Linked DNA regions of Homo sapiens: region 1 is linked to region 2. The links are chromatin loops, found by intact Hi-C in ENCODE. Cell type or tissue: mammary epithelial cell. All regions are shown on one strand. Links, peaks and the distances in the headings refer to the core of each region. The heading gives the core; the rest is flanking DNA. Region 1 overlaps ELMO1 (engulfment and cell motility 1). Region 2 overlaps LOC107986734 (a long non-coding RNA gene).

Evidence for each region. A loop is a pair of places that touch in the nucleus more often than their neighbours do. Peaks named below come from ENCODE experiments on the same cell type or tissue, not always from the same donor. Only the 100,000 strongest peaks of a DNase experiment are listed, where the experiment ranks them.
Region 1: a loop joins it to region 2, with 22 times the contacts of the local background. A loop is called at or near these places in 2 of 110 quality-filtered maps.

The regions. Positions count from the first base shown.
Region 1 is chr7:37,191,238-37,203,430 of GRCh38, reverse strand. All of the region lies in intron 13 of ELMO1 (engulfment and cell motility 1), which reads left to right. Among named protein-coding and RNA genes, the nearest start is that of ELMO1-AS1, 200 kb to the right of the region's middle. RefSeq lists an enhancer at 4,353-4,412. In mammary epithelial cell, for the core only: a CTCF peak has its summit at 4,384 (motif pointing right); a DNase peak (open chromatin) is centred at 4,390.
Region 2 is chr7:35,978,766-35,990,958 of GRCh38, reverse strand. It overlaps LOC107986734 (a long non-coding RNA gene), which reads left to right. Exons shown (of 3, transcript XR_001745010.1): 2 at 1,754-1,986. Among named protein-coding and RNA genes, the nearest start is that of EEPD1, 170 kb to the left of the region's middle. RefSeq lists a silencer at 5,634-5,683. In mammary epithelial cell, for the core only: a CTCF peak has its summit at 5,611 (motif pointing left); no DNase peak of the experiment used is centred there.

The DNA of each region.
Region 1 (12,193 bases), core at 3,309-5,808, 1.2 Mb before region 2:
GAAATTGTATCCTTCCTATTCATATAAGTGAGGACAAAAGACATCACTCTTCCAACTCTGGAGATCCCTTCCCTCCCTCAGGGTACGACCCTCCACTTCATTTTTCGGGCATAACATCTTTATAGGACATGGGTAAGGTCCCAATACTAACGGGAGAATGCTTAAGACTCTAACAGGTTTTCGAGAATGTGTCAGTAAGGGCCATTAAATACAATTTTGCTCAGTCCTCTTTGTGGTCTAGGAGGACAGGCAAGGGTCCAGGTTTTCGAGAATGTGTCAATAAAGGCCACTAAATCTGACCTTCTTGGTCCTCCTTGTGGTCTGGGAGGAAAACTAGTGTTTCTGCTGCTGCATCAGTGAGTGCAACTATTCTGATCAGCAGGGTCCAGGGACCGTTGTGGGTTCTTGGGGAGGGGTTGTTTCTGCTACTGCATTAGTGAGCACAACTATTCCGATCAGCAGGGTCCAGGGACAGTTGTGGGTTCTTGGGGAGGGGGAGAAACAAACCAAAACCATGGGCGGTTTTGTCTTTCAGATGGAAAACACTGAGACATCAACAGGCTCACCCTTGAAATACATCCTAAGCCATTGGGACCAATTTGACCCACAAACCCTGAAAAAGAGGTGGCTCATTTTTTTCCTGCACTATGGCCTGGCCCCATATTCTCTCTCTGATGGGGAAAAATGGCCACCTGAGGGAAGTATAAATTACAGTAAGAAGGAAAAGCTAAATAATTTCTACAGATCATTCAGTACTGCTCAGTAGTACCATGTTGGAATTCACAGGGGAAGTATTATAACTTACTGTGTTTCAATTCATTTATTTTAAAGCCAGAAACTGCCTTGAAATGGCTGCTATACCAAAATACCGCATCCCCAAAACCTGGTGAATTCTCAGAAAAATCATTCTAGGTGAAGAGAAGCCAGTCTATGGTGGACTTGCCTTATATTTCAGCACCGATCCCAGTGTGATTTTATCATAGGCTTTCATCACTAAGAATGTGGTGCAGTCTCTTGGAGTACAAGGACAGCATTAGTAAGAATCTAGAATACATTTATGGGAATTGGAGAAATTAAATTTTGACATTCACTTAATTTTTGTGGTATTCTCTTTTTGCCACAGAGCATCTCTGGAAAGCACAAGATAATGCAGGTTTTTGTCAATCGAATCACTTTTCCCTATATCCCTTATTAATAACTGGGATAGTATTCTGAAACAAGTACTTTGCTTTCAAATACATTTTAGATTTAACCCATAAACCTAAAAGTAAAATAACAGTATATTTAAAAACACACATTTACTGAAATCTTATACAGTTATAGCTATATAGAATGCAGGAGGTCCCGGGGTGCTCTGCAGGGAAGCTCTGCCAGTCCTAGCCAGTCCACCAGACCCAGTCAGCCCCTTTCACCTGAAGGATCCTTGGGGGACATGGGTAAAGGGATTACCTGGGATGGTTCAGGCTGCATGAACTCACAGAGATGTGCCTGTTCCTCAGGGACCAGATCTTACACTGTCAGCCTCCTTGACACTTTGATCAGACCGGACTCTCTCTTTTCCTATCTGAAATGCTGCAGACCTCAGTTCTAATAACTTCTGAGGCATCCCTGGCCCCAACAAGCCAGGAAATTCCTTAGTGAACCAGAGCAGAAATAGCCACCAGATGGCGCAAACACACAGCCATTGGCTCTCAGCCAGTCCCCTGAACTCTGGCTGACCAGCTGCTGGGACATTCTGTTACGTTGCAACCCTGCTTATAAGCCTGAAACGTTTGAAGTTGTTTAAAGTTTAAAGGCCAAGACAGGGGTTCTTGGGGTCTCCTTAGAGGGCTCTAAAGCTTTCATCAGGACCCGGTAGGAACTAGAAGCATTGTTGGATGTGCAACTGGCCCCCCTATTAAATGGGATTTGCCTGATGTTCATGGCAGATGGGCTTTTTCCCAGGACCTGAGTCTCCCAACTCTCATTCCCAGTTATTTTTCCTTACTCTGTCATGAAAGTATTTTAAGTAGGGCAAGCAATTTTTGCTTTCTGCTTTAACATGGAAATATAGGAAAGAATGCACTGGAAATGGAAAGTCTATGAATGTTGGCTGTAAAAACAATAATAATGTATTTGGGGGTTGAAAGTACTGTCCCATTATTAAAATATGTGACAGTAATAACGTGAGGAGGGCAGGGTAGTAAAGGGAGTTAAAGTGAACCAGCATTGGTGGGGAGTTATGCAAAGCTGTATGGGGAAGTTTGATCTGACTCTTGACATGTGGTTCTCAGGTAAATAGAATCTTTTAGAATCATTTTTCAATTTTTTAAACAGTAGCCATTTCTGGAGCTGTATGTTCAGAGGTACTGTTGAGATTTCTGTTTTAATGGTAGGGAGCATTCGAGCCTCTTGAGCATTCTTTTCTTTTTATCTCTAACTTTTCTTTCCTCACTCCTAAAAATATTAAGGGGAATTTATTTTTATTTGTATTTTTTTTTTTTTTATTGAGACAGAGTCTCACTTTGTCACCCAGGCTGGAGTGCAGTGGTGCGATCTCGGCTCAACTGCCTCCTGGGCTCCAGCTATCCTACCACCTCAGGACCACAGGCGCTCACCACCAGGCCCAGCTATTTTTTTGTATTTGTGGTAGAGACAGCATTTCACCATGTTGCCCAGGCTGGTCTCAAACTCTTGAGCTCAAGCGACCCACCCGCCTTGGCCTCCCAAGGTGCTTGGATTACAGGTGTGAGCCATGGCGCCTGGCCATAAAGGGGAATTTTAAAAGGGAAGAGAAGCGAAAGTGGGTGGCCTATGAAGCTGCTGATGGGTCAAGCAAAAACTGTCAGGGAGTTTGGTTGCACACTTCACTGATTGGCAGGTGGGCATCCTTTTCAGGTGGCCCATTCGTCACAGGTGAAGAGAGGATTGCCAGCACCCTGCCTGTACATGTTCAGGGTTGCCTCTGTGCTGTCTTTCTTGGATGCTTTTGGTCAAATGACAGAGAGAATGGCATGCACTGTCTTCATGTTTAATTTTATATGCAGAGTTGTCTTAAAGTTGTAGCTGCTAGTTGGGCACAGTGGCTCTCTCCTATAATTTCAGCAGTTTGGGAGGCAGAGGAGAGAGGATCACTTGAGGCCAGGAGTTCAAGACTAGCCTGGGCAATAAAGTCACACTCTTGTCTCTACAAAAAAAAAAAAAAAATTAATTAGCTTGGCCTGGTGGCATGCGTCTGTAGTCCCAGCTGCTTGGGAGGCTGAGGCAGGAGGATCTCTTGAGCCCAGAAGGTCAAGGCTGCAGCAAGCTATGATTACATCACTGAATTCCAGCCTGGGCAACAGAGCGAAACCCTATCTGTCTGTGGGGGGATAAAAAACAAGTTGTAGCTGCACATGTAGGAAAGAAAAGGTTAGCTTTGGAAAGCTCTCTTGAAAAACTGAAGAAGATCAGGTTTATTTCCTGTCATTGAACCAAGTGAACCAAGCACATTAAGTCATGGGGCAGGGCCTCTGCACAGTGGGCTCTTCTCAGATAACTCAAGGTCTCGTGGGGCCATTTCCACTTCAGTGTAGCATCATCATACTTCCTAGGGGTGCAGAGAGATCAAGAACTCCCACTTAGAATACTTGCAGATCTTTCTTCTGTGATCCACCTTTGCTGTCAGCTGCATTGAGAAAGGACATCCAAACTGGTGCAGTGGGGCCCCTAAGGACAGTCCTAACACAAGCTCTCTGTCACTGTCTCAGGTGAAGAGTTGGCCCATGTTTTGCTCTTGCTGCAAGGCATGTGCTGTTGCCACCATTTCCATCTGTTTGGTGACTTTCGTATGGGATATGTTACTCCCTTCTTCCTACTCCGGCATGGGGAGGGAGCAAGGAGGAGTACTTATTGCTGGGAGTAATCTAATTTCAGAAGCACCCATGACCTGTGGACTCCTTCTGAAAAGGGGATGCATGAATAATTGTACTTTTAAAACTTTGTTTTGTTTTGAGACAGGGTCTTGTTCTTTTGCCCAGGCTGGAGTGCAGTGGCATCATCATGGCTCACTGCAACCTCCACCTCCCACCTCAGCCTCCCAAAATGCTGGGATTACAGATGTGGGCCACCATGTTCAGCCCGTTTTCATATTTTTAGAGGAACTATTTTAAGGGAAAAATTTTAAAAACAAATGACCTATGATTCATTACCATGATAATACTTGACCTTCGTTCTTCTTACTTTTTACGGTAATTAACTTTAACTCCAGACACAATTTCTCAGGAATGGTTATTGAACACCAGGTGAAGAGACAGGTTTCTTCCAGTCCTGTTTTTCCAAACTCCTTTCCTATTTAGCACGCATTGTGGTGCCTTAGGAGGGACATTTGTGGGCAGTTAGGGTTGAATCTGTTCTCTGGTCCACTAGGGGGCGCGCCTATCAAAGGCATGTGTGTGAGAAACTCTGCAGGCTGATGGCACTTCAATAAAGAGCAGCTCTGATGTGTTCATGAAGTGGAGGACTTAGTGGGGACTCTTCTAAGTGGGTAAGTTTAGCAGGTTCAGAAAAATGCTTTTCCAGCCAGAATCTTCCTCCTTCCCCCTTTTAGCTCAAAATCTCCAATAACTCTGTCCCCTGGCTGTGGCGGAAGGAGAGGCAACATATTAAACAGTGTCAATCCTTCGTCCCTGAGTGTATTGTGCAAACTTCCTTGGCATCCTTTCTTTGCACATGGCGCTTTGGAGCAAAAGGGCACCATCCAGCAGGTGCAAGGGTGACACATAGGGAACCAAGGGCAAAGAAACGTCAGGGTCTCGTAATGTATAAGCAAGTCAATTGTGTTTGAGGCTAATAAAACATAGCTTTTACGAGTGCAGCCTTTGGTGCCAGACTGCCTGGTTTTGCATCCCAGCTTCATTGCTCATTAGCTGTGTGATCTTGAACAATTTACCTAAGTGTTTCTTGCCTCATTAGTGAGTTGGATATAGTCGTATCTCCCACCCAGGCTTGTTATGGACATTAATGAGTTAATTGATGTTAAGTTCTGAGAAGCCTTGGCATGGAGCCAGTTTTAGTAAGTTTTTACAATTGATGATTGTCATTTGGATCTGATGGTGGAAATGAGTCTGCAGAATGCATTTACAGTAACCCAGATGACTGGGGACATTCTTCATTTGACTATAACCAGCTGGGTCTGAGAGTAGAAATACATGGCTTCAAAAACAGTTAATTGTCAGGAGTGGCATATCCCAAAGTCCATGAATTCTAGAGAATTTCGTAAGAGTGCTTAGCAGTGCAGGACTTTTATACCCCTCAAAGAGCCTCTTTAGTGAAGGAAGCGGTGGATTTTTTGCTCTGTATTTTTGCTACTCAGGAATTAGCATGTAGGCACATGGCCGAGGATGTCCTTATGCTGCCTGCTCTTGTGCAGATTTTCAAAAGCAGATAAGACTCAAAACCACAACATATATTAAATCAATATTACTGTCCATGACAGGAAGCATTTTTCAATTGGATGACTCCATCCACGATACCCTTTGGAGAGTGCCTTGGACCTAGGCTGGACAGTGCTAGGACAGAGGACCACCAGAGTCTGGCAGGGCTGAGTGGTGATGGGGTCCTGGTACCTGGGAAAGGTAGTTATAGGCATCCAGCACCTCTTCCTCTGATGATTTTCTGTAGGTGCTTGTACTCGTGATTTTGCCTCTAGTAGGATCATATCAAAGCACCCCTGAGAATCATGCTGGTTATTCTGGGGTGCAGGCAAGAGAGGGAAGGAATGACCAGTTAAGAGTCCTGTGATCCAGTTACCTGCTTCCCATTGACCTGCTTTTGATGGCCATCAATCAGCTCCACGCAAAGCTAGCATGCCTTCTATCTTTATCCTTTCTCCTGAGACAGTGTGCTGTTGTGGTACTTTTTATTTTGTTTTCCATTTTTTCAAGTGGTGACTATTTGTCACAGTGCCCTTCCTACCTCTGAATTCAGTGTGATGTGACCTCGGGAGAGGAGGTGTGAGCACGACGTCCAGACTCGGACATGTCTGTTTCACGTCTGCCGGGAAGTAATTTTTATGCTGGGAGCTGGCTTCATGGCGTGGGATTCTAATTCTGGGGATGGCATTTTGTATGTGTAGGAAGACTGTCAAAACCTTTCCAATGGGAAGGGACAAGAACCAATTTGAGAATCACATGGTTACATAAGAACTGGCCCTGTGCGGGCATCTCTGCATACTTCCTGCACTTGTTCATTCTGAAGACGAGAGAAAGAGGAGCAGGAAGAATCTTCCATGAACTCTGCAAACCTACAAACTTTCCAATGAGAAGTGGTGCACACTCCCGAGATGGTGCTTGGGACAACATGGTTAAAAGGGTAAGGGGTATTTATTAACCCTTTGCTTTCTTGTTATTCCTGTCCCTCCTCTTTAAATGTTTACATTACCAAACTGGCTAGACTGCTGAGAATCTATCATTTTTAGGTTGCCTGCTAGGGTTTCTACTGGTCTTATCCCAGTAAATAGCTGCAGAAAATAGCTGCAGTGGCCACACCCAGCAGCAGTAGTGTCTAGGGGACTCTTTGGGACCTGAGCCAGAAAGTTCCCATATGCAGTATCTCATTCTGTCTCCACAAGACACAAGACACAAGGATTATTATGTCTATTTTAGAGACGAATAAAAAGAGGCTTACAGCTTCAGAAGATTTGAAACCTGCCCACAATAGCTGCAGTGTTTCAGCAGCACAAGGAGACATATGCAGACTTAATTTTTGTTTTCAAGTTGTTTAGTCGCAGGTTCAGACACTCATGGGAGCAAGGCAGTGAAATAGATGAAAGTAGCAGATCTTAGTGAAGCTTTATTTCTAGCCTCCCATGCCAAGGACACCCCCCACTCCCTTGGAGTCCTTGAGAAAGCCACCAAATGCTTGTCTCACTGTGGCCTTTCCACACTCAGGATGGTATTCCCACTAATGAAGACCACACACCAACTATCCACTTGCTGCTTCTTAAGGGAACATGCACAGAGCATCGTCCTTCCTGAATCTCAAGCTAAACCCAGCAGGAGCAAGGCCACGTTTCTATCTGGGGGTAGAAAGCAAAATTGTGCTTCCAGTTTTCCAGGGATGCTATAAATCCTTCGCAAATGCTCACAGCAAGCAAGTGGCAGGGCCAGTGTTTGGCCCCTTTCACCCTGACGCCAGTCCTCCCCCACCTCAGCCTCGAGGCTGTGCTGTCTTGCTATTTAAGGAAAAGGGAACATGCTGTCTACAAGGTCTCAGTCGCTCTTTACATTCAATTCAGGTAAATCCAAGAGGCCTTGTCTCCATTCTCAGCTTATTGAGCCTCTGCCTGCCTTCTTGATGTTGTTCATTTGTTGATGACCTTGCTTCATAACCAGGGCAAAGCAGTGAGGGAAAGCAAGTATTTTCATGACAGGTCCTGAGTGCTCATCTTCCTGCTTCATGATAACCCAGAAATCGGCCTTCACTTTTTGCCTTCTATTGTTCATAGATGGAGCCTGAAGTTAGCAGATTTGAATTTGGTTCTCTCCATCCCCCCAGCCCTTTAATATATTTATCTGTGATGTCATATACTAAAGCTTTTCCTTGTTTCTTGAAGGGTTCTCCCTCATTCCCACTGCAGCCTTCCCTGTGACTTATGAGCATTAGGGCAAAGGGAAAGGGCTGGAAAATGGAGACCAGGAAGAGGGAGGCCTCTGCAGTACAGCTTTTAAAGTTCAGGGGCATCTACTGGAGGTGGTCCGTCTGGGACCAGGTCTGTTAGGAGAAGAGCCACGCCAGCTTTTTCGGAGAGGAAAGCTCTGGGAGGAGGTACAGTTCTTCCTCACTTTGGGAAAGCATCACAGATTCCTGCAACTGCTGCTCAGTGCAGGGAGCCCCGCCTCCAGCCAGCTGGGCATGGCTGGGCATCCAAACAGGCATCCAAGGTGTGAGACAGGGGCCTGTGGATTTCTTCCATCTATCTGAGTGGCTCACTGTAGAATGGCGTCCCATCGGTCACCTGTAGAGCACTTTGATAGTAACGGATCATGCCAGGCAATAGGGTCATGTTGGAGTTTAATCTAGACTAAAAATAAGAGACTAATGTGTTGATTCATTTGTTCGTGCAACCAACATTTATGAGCATTTATGATATTTAAGGCAGTGTGCGGACAGGCCTCTCTCTAGTCACAAAGATGAATCGGAGAAGCCAAGGCCTTCATGGAATTGATTGTTGAGTGAACTCCTTATCACTCTGGACCTCATGTGTGCTGTTCTCTCTCCTGGCACTCTCATCCCCTGTCCTCTACAATTCTCAGTTCAGAACTGAGTGTGTTGTATTCTTAGACTAGACACAGGGAGCCTGCTGGGAGCTCTCCCAGTCCAGGTCCTACCCCCGTTTCAGCACGTAGTTTGTACTTGCTTATTAGCCTGATGTCCCACCAGAGGGATAGGTCCTTGTCTACTTAGCACACCTTTGCATCTCTTGCACCCAGCACAGTTCCTGCCACTGGATAGGCATATGGTAAGTGTGTGTTGAATGAATGAATGAATAGATCAATTAAGGATTCTACCGTTCAAGAAAGGAGACACCTTTACTTATAGGTAGAAGTTGATATATGCTATGAGAATCATACAAATAGACTATAAAGTGTTTCTGAAATTCCAAAAATGGATAAGGAGAATTTATTTGAGGACTCCATGAGATTTTACAGTGGAGAGGACGCTGAAGATGAACCTTAAAGAATAGGGAGCATTTGGACATGAGTGAGCTGGGGAGGAGGAGGAGCGTGGGTGACCAACAAGGAGTGGAAAGTGGAAGAATGTGAAGTTTCCTTCAATTTCTGCTCCTTTGAGGCTGGGCCATAAAATATTATGTGCTGCGGTGTTTGGATGATATTTGATAATTTGTAAGTTAAGAAATAATGCAGTTAAAGCTGAGGATTTCACTTCGGTGGTAGTAAAAAGATGGCAGGAAGTTGGAAGAGGCTGGAGGTGATATTGGCCGAAACTAGAAATAGAAGGGGAATAGAAAGGGAGAAAACAAATGTGAAAGAAAAGGTGTGGAGCACAGGGCTTGGTAACAGATTGGATATGGGGAGTGTTGCACAGCTTGTGTGGCCGGGAAGCTGGGTTGCTCTTTCTGCAGATAGGAGATGCAGCTTTGGGAAGGGGCTGGTTTGTTCCATTTAGGATAAAGGACATTTGAATTACTGTCAGGACTTTTCAGCTGGAGATAGCCAGAAGGCCAATGGAAATACAAATACCTAGCACAAGTTAACATTTGCTTGAGATTTACAGTAACCTGGCAAGTGTTTTGTTAGCCTATTTTAATGAAAGGGGAGCTGGGAAACTATAGAGCAGAGAATAAACTGGCCAGGACATACATCGAGTGTGTGACACATGGGACTCCAGTCTTCATGTGTCAAGTTCTGTGCTTGTTCTGGAGAATTTCTCCAGGAGAGCCAGGGCTTTCCAGAGCATTCTGGATGAGAAGTGCCAGTGAGATGTATTTAGAGGGACAAGTTGCTGAGGCAGCACCGGGTGAGATCATTTGCTGAAGCCTAGAGTGGGTTCTTCTCTAAGTGTGTACTAGAGTCACATGTTTATGTGTATGTACATGTATTACATGTGTGTGCACAAGTGTGTGTGCATGTGTGTGCTCATCTGCCAGCAGGAGAGAAAATGGTGATAAGAGAAAACTGGAAAGAGGATGGCCCGCCACGCAGGGACTCTGATTTGTTTGTAAGAGCTGGGAAACACAATTGATACTCTTCCCGTAGCAGGCCATTGGTGCAGTCCTATTTTCGCCGTTTCCTAGTGACTCACACTGTATAGATAGTGCTGCCTTATTTTTAGTGCTGAGTATGAGTGTGCTGCGGAAGGCTGCCGGTTACCAAGGAGGCTGTGCCTCTAAGCTCCTGCAGGGAGCCCCCCGAGTGGTGACTCCAGCCTCCGTGTCACTCTCTGATAACCCCTGGCAGAGCACCTCCTTAACCCGAGGGGTGACCGCTCTGGGCTGCCTTCCCTCCATCCCTGCTTATATAACGGCTTTTTGTTCTTATTCAGTTTACGTGTTAGAAAAAATTACCTCCATCTTAAAGGAGAGTTCTGGGAAAATGTTAGGCAGATCATAGAGAGCCAGGGGGCCTTGGTTGGATACAATCACTGTGCGGGTTGGGCTGCGTAGCCCCACCTGGTACAGGGGTTTTGAGTCAGCTTGGCCTCTTTGAGCCTCCCCCCTCACCAAGAATCCAGGGGGGAAGTGGTCAAAGTACTCAGGAAGTCCTCAGAATTTTTTACTTTACAAGGTAATACAAACCCAGCGAAGGGGTAATTATCAGGTTGAATTCTTCAGATCCCTCACAAAAATTCCATTTTTGGGTCTGAGCACACATCTGCAATGTTTTGTTTTGTATTTTGATTTCATGAACTTTTTCTTTCCACTCTTTAAATGTGTGTGTGTGTATATATATATATATATATATATATATATATATATATATCTCCTATATATATAAAAAATATATATGTATCTATATATAAATTATATATAATATATAAAATATATGTATCTATAGATAAATATATATCATATATAAACATGTATGTATCTATATATAAATATATATGTCATATATACATATATACACACACACACATTTTTTTTTTTTTTTTTGAGACAGAGTCTCGTTTTGTCACCCAGGCTGGAGTGCGGTGGTGCAATCCTGGCTCACTGCAACCTCTGCCTCCCAGGCTCAAGCTATCCTCCCACCTTAGCCTTCTGAGTAGCTGGGATTACAGGAATGCACCACCATGCCTGGCTAATTTTTGTAGTTTTTGTGGAGATGGGGCTTCTCCATGTTGCCCAGGCTGGCTCGAACTCCTGACCTTAAGTGAGCTGCCTGCCTTGGCCTCCCAAATTGCTGGATTATAGGTGTGAACCACTGCGCCCGGCCCAGTTTTTTTTTTTTTTTTTGAGATGGAGTCTTGCTCTGTTGCCAGGCTGGATGGAGTTCAGTGGCACGGTCTTGGCTCACTGCAACCTCCTCCTCCCGGGTTCAAGCGATTCTACTGCCTCAGCCTCCCGAGTAGCTGGGACTACAGGCATGCACCACCACATCCAGCGAATTTTTGTATTTTTAGCAGAGACGGGATTTCACCATGTTGACCAAGATGGTCTCGATCTCTTGACTTCATGATCCACCTGCCTTGGCCTCCCAAAGTGCTGGGATTACAGCCATGAGCAACCACACCTGGCCCTGGCTCTGGCCCACTTTTTACCAGTATTTATTTCTGCTAATCAATGTGACACATCCCTATGGTGAAAACTTGGGAGAGGAAATTGTGGAAAACACACACACGAGAAATCACTCATAGTCCCACCTTCCACAGGCAAACACTGCTACTGTTAGCATCTTTCTTCTTCTTCTGTGAACTCTGTCCTTTACACAGTGGAGACTGACCTCTATGTTTGATTTCCTAACATTTCCATGTGTCCTCAGTACACCTGGATAAACATCACGTGCAGAAGCCAGATAACATTTTGTGTGTGTGTGTGTGATGGAGTCTTCCTCTTTCGCCCAGGCGGTAGTCACTGGTGCGATCTTGGCTCACTGCAACCTCCTTCTCCCGGGTTCATGGAATTCTCCTGGCTCAGCCTCCTGAGTAGCTGGGATTACAGGTTCGTGCCACCATGCCCAGCTAATTTTTGTATTTTTAGCAGAGACGGGTTTTGACCATGTTGGCCAGGATGGTCTTGATCTCCTGACCTCATGATCCACTTGCCCTGGCCTCCCAAAGTGCTGGGATTACAGGCTTGAGCCACCGTGCCCGGCCGATGCCAGATAACATTTTATTAAGTGGTTGAACCAAAATTTATCTAAACATTCTCCTATATATTTATGATTTTTTTTACAAGAAGGGGTTCCATGAACATATGTGAGTAACTGTTTGTCCACATTGAGGATTATTTCCTTAGAACAGATTGTTAGATTCTTGGGTCGGTCAAAATATAAGAACATTTTTGACACAATTATTTTTGATATTTATTTGTACCTTCTATTTTTAAGTACTTCCTTGTTTCCATGAGGTAGATTTTTGTTTGTTTTTTCTAACTACTTTGATTTAGTTGGGCTTACCACAGAGAATTCAGAAATGTAGGTAATCAGAATCATTTACATAAAAATCAGCCATATTTCTATATATGTAAATAAAACATTGTTATAGTTTTGTAGTT
Region 2 (12,193 bases), core at 4,601-7,100:
ATTTAGGTATTTGATCCATTTTTAGTAAATTAGGAGTCCAAGTTCATTCTTCTGCATGTGGATATCTAGTCCCAGCACCATTTGTTGAAAAGACTCTTCTTTCTCTGATTGAATTATTTTGGCACTTTTGTTGGACATCAGTTGACTGTAAATGTAAGAATTTCTGGATGCTTGGTTCTATTCTACTGATCTATATGTCTATCTTAATGCCAGTACCACACTGTCTTGATTACTGTAGATTTATAGGTTTTGAAATCAGAAGTTTGAGTCCTCCAATTTTGTTCTTCTTTTTCTGTATCATTTTGGCTATTCTAGGTCTTTTGAGTTTCTATGTGAATATTAGAATTAATTTGCCCATTTTTGCAAAGAAGCCAGCTGGGGGGCAGGGGGTGGTTGTGTGTGCTGATAGGGATTCTGTTAAATCTGTAGATCAGTTTGGGGAGTATTGCCATCTTAACAATATTCGGTCTTCTGATCCATGAACATGAGATGTCTGTCCATCTTTTTACATTGTCTAACATTTTTCAACAGTGTTTTGTAGTTTATAGAGTATAAGTTTTGTACTTCTTTTATTAACTTCCTAAGTATTTTATTCTTTTTTATTATATTAATAAATGGAATTGTTTTCTTAATTTCATTTTTGGATTGTTCGTTGCCAGTGTATAGAAATACAATTGATTTGGCTGGGCGCGGTGGCTCACACTTGTAATCCCAACACTTTGGGGGGCTGAGGCAGGTGGATCACCTGAGGTCAGGAGTTCAAGACCAGCCTGACCAACATGGTGAAACCCTGTCTCTACTAAAAATACAAAAATTAGCCGGGTGTGGTGGCGGGTGCCTGTAGACCCAGCTACATGGGAGGCTGAGACAGGAGAATGGCGTGAACCCGGGAGGCGGAGCTTGCAGTGAGCGGAGATCATGCCACTGTACTCCAGCCTGGGTGACAGAGCAAGGATTCGTCTCAAAAATAAAAATAAAAAGAAATACAATTGATTTGTATATAAATTGTCATTGTATACTGCAATTTTGCCCAACTTGGTTACTAGTTCTAATAGTTTTTTCATGGATTCCTTAGGATTTTCTATATATAAGATCATATCATCTGCAAATACAGTTTTTCTTCATCTTTTACTATCTGGATGCCTTTTATTTCATTTTCTTATACCCTAAATCTTAAAAAATAAATCTTAATGTTCATTTTTTGTTTGCTTAAAGCAAAGTTCAGTATCAATTATATCTCAATAAAGCTGTTTTTAAGGAAACATTTAAACTTCCCTTAAAACCATCACATTTGTGTGCGGGGGAAGGTGGGAGGGAAGCTGTTAATATGTTGGCCCATTTCCTTCTAAGCTTTTTTTTTCTAGGTATATTTGGATGCTTAGCCATAAATATAATTGGACTCATATTGTATAGATATTTTAGTCCTGTTCTCAGGAACTCAATGCACAGTCAAGCCGTTCTCAGGATTAAGAGGCTTTATGAACATTAAAAACAAAATCTTAGCCTTATTGAATGACGGTGTCCTGGAACAGGAGGCGGTGGAGAGACTGAGTGCAGCTACACACAGAGCACCCCTACTCCTGCGGGGTAGGGGGGTTGTCCCATGGCCTCGGGGACAGCACAGCACCCAAGTCCCTGCATCTCTCTCGTAGGAGAAAATGAAGGTCACACAGGCCGCCTGGATTTCATGGGCTCTTTTAAATGTCTAAATACCTCTAAATGTCTGGTTTTTCTGCTATTCTTTAATCCTTAGATAAGGGTTCAGAGCCTGTGCTTCCAAGATGACTTTGGGACCAGGGTGTATGAGGAGGTAGGAAGGCGTGGCCCCTGCACGAGGCCTGGCTGGGAAACGCCGCTGTGATCACATCGTTCATCACTCACTGCTGACCACCTGACAGTTTTCCAGGACCAAGCCTCCTGCACTGTGTGATTCTGGGAACATCTCCTCTGGCTCACAAGGTCTGAAAAGCAAACCAGTCAGCTATGGTATGGAAAACAGTTTTTACTGCCAGAGTTCTTCCCAGCAGGTTCTTATGTGACTTGTTTGTGCTTCAGCTTGGCCCTAATCAGTTCATGTTCTGGGCAAAGGCACTCGCTAAATATTATTTCAGCAGATGTAACATTTACATTTTCCAATGTCAATAAGAAGGCCTCAAAAGCAGGATTTTTTGTAGGGGCAAAATATTACATTGTCTGATTAGATCATAATAGATTTAACCAGTTCCTCCAAAAAGAGACTGGAATCTCTTTGATGGCCACAAGCACTGAGTTCTTAATGTACTTCCTTGGATAAGGCTGTGTGTCACCAGCAATGGTGGCCAGCACTAAAGCTATCCTCCATCTTTCCAACAAGGACAATTCACAGACAAGCCCCATCACTTAAAGACATGGCCAGGGCTTCCCAGGGTGAGGTCTGGCCCTCAATTCTGGTTCTTCTATAAAATTCACAAAGCCTGATAGTGTTTGGCCACAGAAAAAGAGAGAGTTTTCCCAGTGGGACATGTTAGGGTTGAACACTTTAAAGAGAGCAATTTACTTCTAATATCAATTCTGAAGGAAAGCAGTAAGGAAATTCCTGTCAGACCTAGGCTGTTTGTATTTACAGGAACCTACGCGATCGCCAGGCGACCCACACAAATCCATCCAGGTGCCAGGGTGTGAGTCAACACTGGTAACTCAACAGGGACAGAAGGGCAGACACAGGCCTGGAAATCGCTCCATGTGCCTAACAAATTCCCCACAGCCTCATGGCATTTCTTGTAGGTTTCATGGCATCTGGAGAGACCCTCTGGGGCTTCTGCCCACCATTTTTGCCTGGCTGTTACCTCTGTGGGCCATGTCTGCAGAGAACTGTGCTTGTCATCCTCCCAGCCTCGGAACACTATCATCACTGACAGGGCACGTGACCCCTCTTCTGGCTTTTTTTTTTTGCTTAAGATTCCTTTTGCTCCCATACCCATCTCCTCACCAGTATGTTTGAGATGTATCCCTGGATGTGTACCTGGCTGTCTGGTGTCACTGTGTGTATATTTTATATTTGCATTTTACTCGGCTTTAGTCCTGGCTCATTCTACTTCTTACTTGCTGCTGCTGCTGCTGCTGTGTGTGTGTGTGTGTGTGTGTGTGTGTGTGTGTGTGTGTATAGTTTGTGACTCCTCAGGCCTCTGCCCATTTTATGTCAAGAACATCAAAACCACATATGAAAATCACTTGAGCAGTTTTGTCTGGCACTGACTTGCTGAGATCCCAAGACCTAGGGCAGTGTTATCCATGTTCTTCCCAAGGGGCCAGTCATGTCAAATGTGTTGTCCTCTGGTTTATTTTGAACGGATTCCTTCTCCTACCCACTAAGACTGGCACGTATTTAAAATCAGGCACATGAGGACTCCCCCTATGGATACCACAAGAACCTTGGGTGGGGGCTGAGGTTACACAGCCCTGAAAAGGTCCTCCAGTGGTCCAGATCCGGGGTCCCAGGTCAGGGCAGCTCCCCACATCTGGCAGGAAAGTTGCACGCCACCTGGGCAGCTCTGCAGCCTCAGCCACAGCACTCACTCCTGAGCCTCCCCTCTGCATCTGGCGGGGCAGTGCCAAGGAGAAGGGCTCCAGGCCACCCCCGCCCTCCCCACTGGGCCTGCGCAGGCCCCACAGTATGCAACAGCTGACCTCTCCTCAGAGGCCATGCCGAAGGGAAGGCTGGCTCTCTCCAGTCCTCAGGAGACAGATGACAGCCTCAGGCCACCACCCCTTTTCGAGTCTCCACAACACAAGGCATCCGTTCTGCCTCTTTTTGCCATGACAGGGCATCAGCCTTAAAACCACAAGGCCATCTTCATTCCTACTTTTGGCTATAAGTGGGGCTGGAACAGGGGTCAAGACCTTGAACAGGAAAGTCTGGCTCTTTTCCTGGAAGAAGGAAAATACCTTTCATTTTTCCCTAATAAACCACAAACCCACTCTTCTGCCCCCACCCAACAAGGATTACCAGAAGCACTTAAACAAAGACCCCTGAACTAAACAACCAAAATTTCACAGTCGCTCACCCAGCAACCTGCCACACTAACATTTACTGAGCTTATACTGCATCCTACATGCTCTGCTAGGCGCTTGGTAGATATAATCTCATTTTATCTTCACCACAATGCCATGAGGTAGAGACAATCATCCGTGTTCTCCAAATAAGAAATTTGACTCTTAAAAAAACAAGTTAGGGAACTTTCTCAGGATCGAGTGAGAACTGGCACCTACCTGATGCACATGGTTGAGATTCATATAAATTATCTGGGCGGAATAGACTTTTAGAACCTGATGCCCTATTAGAAAGTCGCATCTACCTGCAAAGTCTTCCTCTCAGTAAGCAAGTATGGCCTCACTGGATTATTCCAGCATGCATTGCCTGCCCCTCCCAGGGGATGTGCTCAAAACCTGGCTCTAGGAATTCATCCTGTGGTTGTCTTGTCCTGTGCTGGCCTCACTGCCTTCCTCAGACTGCACAGACCCAAGCTCTTTCAGAAAATGTTGTCAGGTTGGCCACGCAGAAATTCATATCCTTCTTCTCCCTCCTCTCACTTTGAGAGATTGTTGCTTTTTAGCGATAGAAACTTCTAGTAAAGGGAAGGCCCTAGCAGTGGACATTCAGCAGTGGATAGCCACAGACTGTCCCCCACCCCTGCACTTGAGAGGCTCCCAGGTGCTGCTGAGGTCTCCTGCAGGCCAGGTTTGATGACTTTGACTCTCTGCGGGTCTCACTTCTTTTGAGGACAAACTAGCTAGTGACTGTTCCGGGCCATCTGTGGCCATGGAAGCCAGAGCATCACGCATCTGCTGCATCTTTCCATCTACGGAAAATTAATTCCAAAAAACAGACTTTTTTTTTTTTAAGACCGAGTCTCACTCTATCACCCAGGCTGGAATGCAGTGGCACAATCCTGGCTCACTGCAACCTCCGCCTCCTGGGTTCAAGAGATTCTCGTGCCTCAACCTCCTGGGTAGCTGGGATTACAGGTGCGTGCCACCACGCCAGGCTAATTTTTGTATTTTTAGTAGAGACAGGGTTTCACCATGTTGGCAAGGCTGGTCTCAAACTCCTGACCTCAGTGATCCTCTCGCCTTGGCCTCCCAAAGTGCTGGGATTACAGGCCTGAGCCACCGTGCCCAGCCTGAAAAAAAAAAAACGGACTCTTTATGAATCCATTTGTAAAGGCATAACGTTGGTACATTTCTTTGCCACAGGGATGCCAATGACTAGGCCAGCCACCTTGAACATGGGAAAAGTGTTTCACATCAATGGCACGAGAGATCTTTGAGCAGTAGGTGGGGAAGACACCATTTCAATCTGATAAGTAGAGAAACTGTGGCAAAGAGAGGAGGGAAAACTTGCTTTTCTCATCAGAGCTGGAGAGCAGAACCTGGTCTCACGATTTTTTCCCCAGATGAGGTTTGTCCACCTGGTACTGCAAAGACCTGCACCAAGTTCATGACCCTCAAAACGTCTTTTACTTCTTAAAATCCAAAAACGTTGATCTAGCCCCAGGAGTTTACTGCCTCTGCAGCTGCTGAAGCCAGGGCTCCCCTGTGGGAAGGGCCTGATGCTGGGGCTGCACTGCCTCCTGGTGCCCACTGGGAGTTATGTCCCCAGCTCTCCCACCTGATAGGGGAGTCGGGGCCCATACTTGGCTTCTTCTGCCTCATCTTCCTCACATACACACTCCTCTAAATGGACAGAAGGCGACAGGGCACAGGGAGGGGCCTCAAAGGCCTCCACTCACACCCCCATTCCCATAACCAGACCACCTACCAGACAGTGTTGACATATTTTTATTAATTTATTTATATTTTTTGAGAGATAGGGTCTTGCCCAGGCTGGAGTTGAATTGCTGGGCTCAAGCCATCCGCCTGTCCCAGCCTCCTGAGTAGCTGGGACCAACAGGCTGTCCATGTGGTCAAAATAAGCATGGTGAGCCCAGTGTGTGCAGTCACAACCCATGGAGGTCCTTCCATGAGTGTCTGTCAAACCCAAGCCGACACTGCCTTTCTCCAGAGAGGTCCCACATCCATCAAGGACATGATGAGGTCACTGGGGACTCTTAATCCAGTGCTCCACTTCCAATGGCCAGGCTGATGTTCTGAGGACAGGCCTGTATCTTCCCCCTCTGTAGCCATCAGGGAGTTGATGCCGTCTGTGGTCCTTGACCACTATCCAAAATGGGAACCCCTAGGGTGATCTGTCATCCCCTGTGCTTCTCCCTGGCCCAGTCCCACCCCTCCCCAGCATTCCCATCTGTGCCCTGCACTCTGCCCCGCACCCCATCCCACAGTCAGCAAACTCCAGACTGAAGGGCTCTCCCACCTTCTCCTCTCTCCAGCTCTTCTCATGCCCTGGCCTCCCTGTGATGTTCAGGCCCTGGTGAGAGTAAGTGAGAAGCTGGAGAAGGGACTGACCCGCATGCAGGCTGGCCAGGGCCAGAACAACATGTATAGGGGCTGTCAGCCCTGCAAGATGAGCGCCACCACCACCCACCTATCCAATTCAAAAGAAAAACCAGCTTAAACTCTACACAGGTGCAATGAAGGTCAACAAATCCTGGTTTCCCATAAGTGATTTGATGTCTTTTTCTAAAACAGTATCAAACTTCAAGCTTTTTGCCTCCCAAAGCTTTAGCAACCTAAGCGGCATCTGATGTGCCTGTTGGGCAATGCACACATCTGAGGAGGTGGGAGGTGAGGCCAAGCGTGGGGACCTGGGGCCTGGTGCCCTGAGGTGAGGACAGGAGTGGGTGAGGACCAGTGGTGGGAGAGGAGAGTGAGCTTGTGCTTTCAGAGGGACAGGGCACAGGCAGGGGCTGCAGTGAAGCAGGAGAAGTTCCTGGAGATGAGGGGACCACGTTGGCCTGACTCCTGCCCCCACCTGCTAAGGAGGAGAGAGGGGTCTCTGGGAAGCTACCAGAGTCTCCCTCTTGTTGTGCTGACCTGGGCAGGGAACAGACAGGATGGGATTCTAGAATAGTCCCGTCACTCCCTGACTTGGGGAAGCTTGGGACCAGCACCCTAAGGCCCAGACCAGGCCCAGGCCAAAGAAAGCACAGGGAGAAGAATGAGGAAGTTGATGAGTAACCTATGGTGTTCCCAGGGATGTGAGGGGGTGTGAGGGTGCAGCCCCTCCAGGCCCAGGCGCCTGCTGGCTGCTCAGAGGGACGCTGTGCCTCACTGGTCCTGCTGGGTTTGCGATGGGCTCAAATCCTGTGCCTTCCATTTGCATGACTCCAGTTAAGTCATTCAATTGCCCCTGGCCTAAAAGAGGTGAATGGGAGGTAGAGGAGTAAACGCAATGGGTTTTCACTATTTTTTAAATTATGGGAAACAATATATTATATAAAATTTGCCATGTAACCAATGTTTAACTTACAATTCAGTAGCAGGCATGACATCTCCCCAAACAGAAATTCTGTACCTATTAAGCAATAACTTTCTATTTTCCTCTCCCTCCAGCCCCAGGTAAGCCATAACCTACTTTCTGTCCCTGTGAATGTGCCTATTCTAGATATTTCATTGTGAACTCATGCAGTATTTGTCCTTTCGTGTCTGGCTTCTTTCACTTTTAGTTAAGTTTTTCCCAGTTCACCCACCTGGCAGCACGCATCAGACTCACATTTTTTAAGGCTAAAGAGCATTCCATAGCAGGGAATACCACGTTTGGCTTACCATTCAGCCTGTTAACGTTTGTTCGCGGGCCCTGGGGAACAGTGCCGTACTGCCCCTCCATCCGCTGGGTCCTTGCCTTACTCTTCGGGGACTGCGGGCCACGGGGAGATTCTATGCTTAACCCCTGGGGGAAGCACACTCTGTGGGTGCTTTCTTCATGCTGGGGTGTAACGTTCTGTTTCAGGCGTCTGTTGCTTTTGTAACATTCTTAAACCTCTTCCCTAAATAGAGAAAGAGACTAGACGGCCCTGGAGTATTTCTGAAACAAAATAAAATCCCACTGCTGAATGGCGTGGGTCGCAGGGTCGCGCTCCAAAAGCCCCCTGGGGGAGCCCACTCCTCGCGACCCGCAAGGAGGTGCTGCCACCTTCTGTGGCAACGGCCTCGGCCGCTGCTGACCCTCGGAGGGTGGCCCCATGGGTTCCAGCCCCCGGCGACCCTAAGAGACCAGAGGCCCCACGGAGAAGGGACCCACAGGCGCGGGGCTAGGGGGCGGCTACGGAATCCTAGGGTCCACCCGGAGGTGGCCAGCGCGGGCGGGGGACACGTAGAGCCCAGGCTGGGGTCCAGTGCCACTTAGGACGTGGGGACGGAAGCCTGAGGGTTTGAGTCTTTACTGGGCCCTCGGAAGGGAACACTGATTTTGACCACGCTTGATTTTCTGCAGACTGTGACCCTGCGCTAAAAAGCGTCCCTCTCATGATGCTTCGTGCCTGTTTCTCTGAGGCCACGCGGTCCTGGAGGGCAGAAGCGTAGTGTATGTGCGTGTCTGGTGCAGAGTGGGCACCTGCACCCATGCCCCCAGTGACCTCGAGCTCAGAGGAGGGAGGGATGGAAAAGAAAAGGCTGCCTCACAGAATGGAGGGAGAAGTGAACTGGGAGCCTGACCCCTAGACAGGTGTCAATCCTGCTGCTGATTCCATCCAATCAACCCACAGGGTCTATTGGCACCAAAGGGGGCCAGGCCCAGGGACACTGAGGTGACCCCCCTTTGAATTCATTTGAAGGAAAATGCAAGCACAACAGCCTGAATTGGGGACTTTGAACTTAATACAAAATGCAAAGTATATAAATATGAATACATACTGAATTATCTAAGAGCTCTATACATGTTTTTAAGTCTTATTAAAAGCTCACTAAATTTCTTCACATTTTGATCATTGTACTGTTATTACGGGAGAGTTTCTAGGAAATACACACAAATATTTAGTATAAGGCGCATCAAGGCTGCACATGACTCAAAAATAGTTCAGACCAAAAAGTGTTTTCAGCAACCTTTTTGTAAATTGTTTGAAATTATGCCAAAATATGAAGTGAAAAGTCCATTTAACAGTCTGTAAATGGGGAAGGGGCATTTGGCAATCTGTTGGGGGTACCAGCAGGAAGCCAGCACTGGGATGAGGGGGAGCACGTGCTGGGATGCAGGGTTTGTATACATGGCCATGGAGTAGGGGCCAGTGTAAACCTACATCCAGGTTGGGCAGCAAGGAGGGGTGGAAAGACTTGGAGTCTCATGATGGCCTGCCTGCATGTGGGGAAAAGGAGTATAGGATGACAGCAACATAGCCAAAGCCCCAGGATGGCCCACCTGTTATGCCTGGATCTGGTGCATGAGGTATGGGTGAGTCTGATTCAAAGGCCCAGGTTGGCTGGAGAACTGGCACCTCATTTATCCATTCCCTGGGGGAAGGCAGATTTGCAGGCTATCCGAGGTGCTGTGTGGCTCACAGTGGTTCTCAGTGACCACATCTGTACCACCCTCCTTACTGGAGCTGTCAAAGTTCTTCCCTGAGACTTTCCAAACTCTAAGGCAGAGGGAGAGATCCCATTCCCTTCTCTGGTCAAGAGACTATAAGGGATGTAAGGTGGCCTTTAGAGAGATCTGGTCTGAGTGGGGAAGAGGCAGGGGAATAAAACATTCTGCATGATGCATCCAGGAAACCCATACAGAGGCTTATGAACCTAAAAATGATGCATTTGCTGGCTTTGTTCATGTTGGTACAGAAGCCTATAGAAACACTTGAATATTTAGGCAAGATATATATAGAAATATTCACTGCAGCATTATTTGTAAAAATGAACAGATGTCTATTACCCAGAAAATGGATAAAATACTGTGGCAGCCACCTTCTAGTACTCCCACTCTTGTACAGTCCCTTCACGCATTGAACAGGACTAAGCTGCATTAGCTACAGCATATTGGGAAATTATGTGTGTGACTTTCAGAGCCGGGCCATAAAAGCCATGTGGCTTATGCCTTGCTCTGTCTTGGATTACTTGCTCAGGGAGAAAGCCAGCCACCATGTCACAAGGCCACTCAAGCAGCCCTGGTGGAGAGAGGTCCATGTGGCAAGGGGCTGAGGACACTTAACATCAACTTGCCAGGCTGGGCACGGTGGCTCACGCCTGTAATCCCAGCACTTTGGGAGGCTGAGGCGGGCGGATCATGAGCTCAGGAAATCGAGACCATCCTGGCTAACACGGTGAAACCCCACCTCTACTAAAAATACAAAAAATTAGCTGGGCGCAGTGGCGGGCACCTATATTCAGGAGTTTGAGGCAGGAGAATGGCGCAAACCTGGGAGGTGGAGCTTGCAGTGAGTGGAGATCACGCCACTGAACTCCAGCCTGGGTGACAGAATAAGACTCCGTCTCAAAAAAAAAAAAAAAATGGTAAACACTAACTTGCCAGTGATGTCAGTGAGCCATCATGGAAGCAGATACCCCAGGCCCACTGAAGCCCACAGTTGACTGCAGCCTCAGCCAACATCTTTACTGCAACGCACCCTGCCAGACCACCCAGCTAAACCACTTAATTCCTAACCTGCAGAAACTAAGATAATGAATGTTACTATTACAGATTGTTGTGGTTTAAATTTTGTTGATAGGATTGAGGGGCATTTATTGTGGAAAAATGGATAACAAATACAAATGTTAGGGAATCACACAGTGAAATTTTAGCTTGCTTGTTTTTATGAAGAGGTGAAAATGGCCATGTCATAGCCTTCTCATGAGCTCTAGTTTAGAGTCTATGTGAACGCTCTGTGTTTGCACACAGCAAGTACTCCACAAATGCTTATTGCTGTGCTTTTCCAATTTTGTTTCCTTCCCTTAGACTTCAAAGTGAGTTCTCACTCCCTTGATAGGCAGGTATTTTTCCCAGTTTGAATATACTGTCTAAAACATTTGCATTTGGTGTGATTAGTTCATCAGTTCTTACGAGTTGGAGAAAAAAGCCTCCTATGTCCTTTTCAGGACACGAGCTATAATCGGGCCAATCATACCTGAATGGAGACTACAGAAGGTGAATTTTTATCAGTGGTCTCCATTCCATCTTCCAAGCACCCGACTCTTAGGGATGGGGTCTAATTAGGCACTAATGAGGTGGAGATTTGAGACAGAAAATGCCAATTTGAGTTTGTGGCACTTCTGCCCAGCAATACAAAGGTCTAAGGAAGATTTCATTTGTGTCTGGGTGAGAGAACTGTGTTCCTGAAATATTTAGTTTTGTTTTTTAACTTTATCAGGCTAAGCCAGAGATTTGTATAATCACATTGAGATTTATCCCTATGGAAAAAAAAATTCTACAGCTCCCACTACGTCCCACCGATATATTCCCTGACTTCTGAAACGCAGGGAAAACAGCTCACATTAACACCAGAGGCCATGCCAGGGTGCTCATTGCTTCACTCACCATTTGCCAAGTTGCCTAAAACTACTGGCTTATCCAAGGCACAGGGAACTTCTCTGTGCTACACTAGAGTAGAGCATATATTTAAATATGAAAGAGATCATTAAAAATTCAAAGACAACAGAATTAAATGAGGAGTAAAAAAGTTGTATGCCTTTGCCAGAACAAGTTAGTTTGGTATCCCCACACTTGGGTGAGAGCCAGCCCCTAACCCAGGGGAATCTGTGCTCTACTTACGTGCAAATCTCCCGGTGAAATGCTGCTCCCTTGCAACACACTTGGACAAAAGGGAGCTAAGCGGGGTGGCCCACCTCAAAGAGAGAACAAAGAGAACAAAAAGGAAGTTTCTTGGTAATGCCTGACCACCCTGCCTCTGCTAGCCTCCTCATCTATGCCACATCTTCACAAACCTCTGCTCTCAGAGGTGTCAGCTACTGCCTCTTCCCACCCCAAAAGGGTTTCAGAAAGCCTGAGTGGCATTCGATTTCGGCAGGTCCACAAACAGCATCTAAAACAGAGGTTCCGTGTGGCCAATAAGGCTTCAGGCTACCCTTTGGGAGCCTGGCACAGAACAAGGTCTCTTTTCACTTGACCCTCCTTTGCTAATACAAGCCTGCTTGGCTGGGTCCAGCACCCTATGGGGCAAATATTCAGGCCAAGAATAGTCTTCATTCTTCCCATGAAGCTTTCAAAGTCGTCTAAAGAACACAGGAAATTGTCAGCCCCTATTTTCTGCTGAAAATGGCTGACACTAAACTTTGAACATTCTATGGATGAATCCCAAATTACAGGAACCAAGTT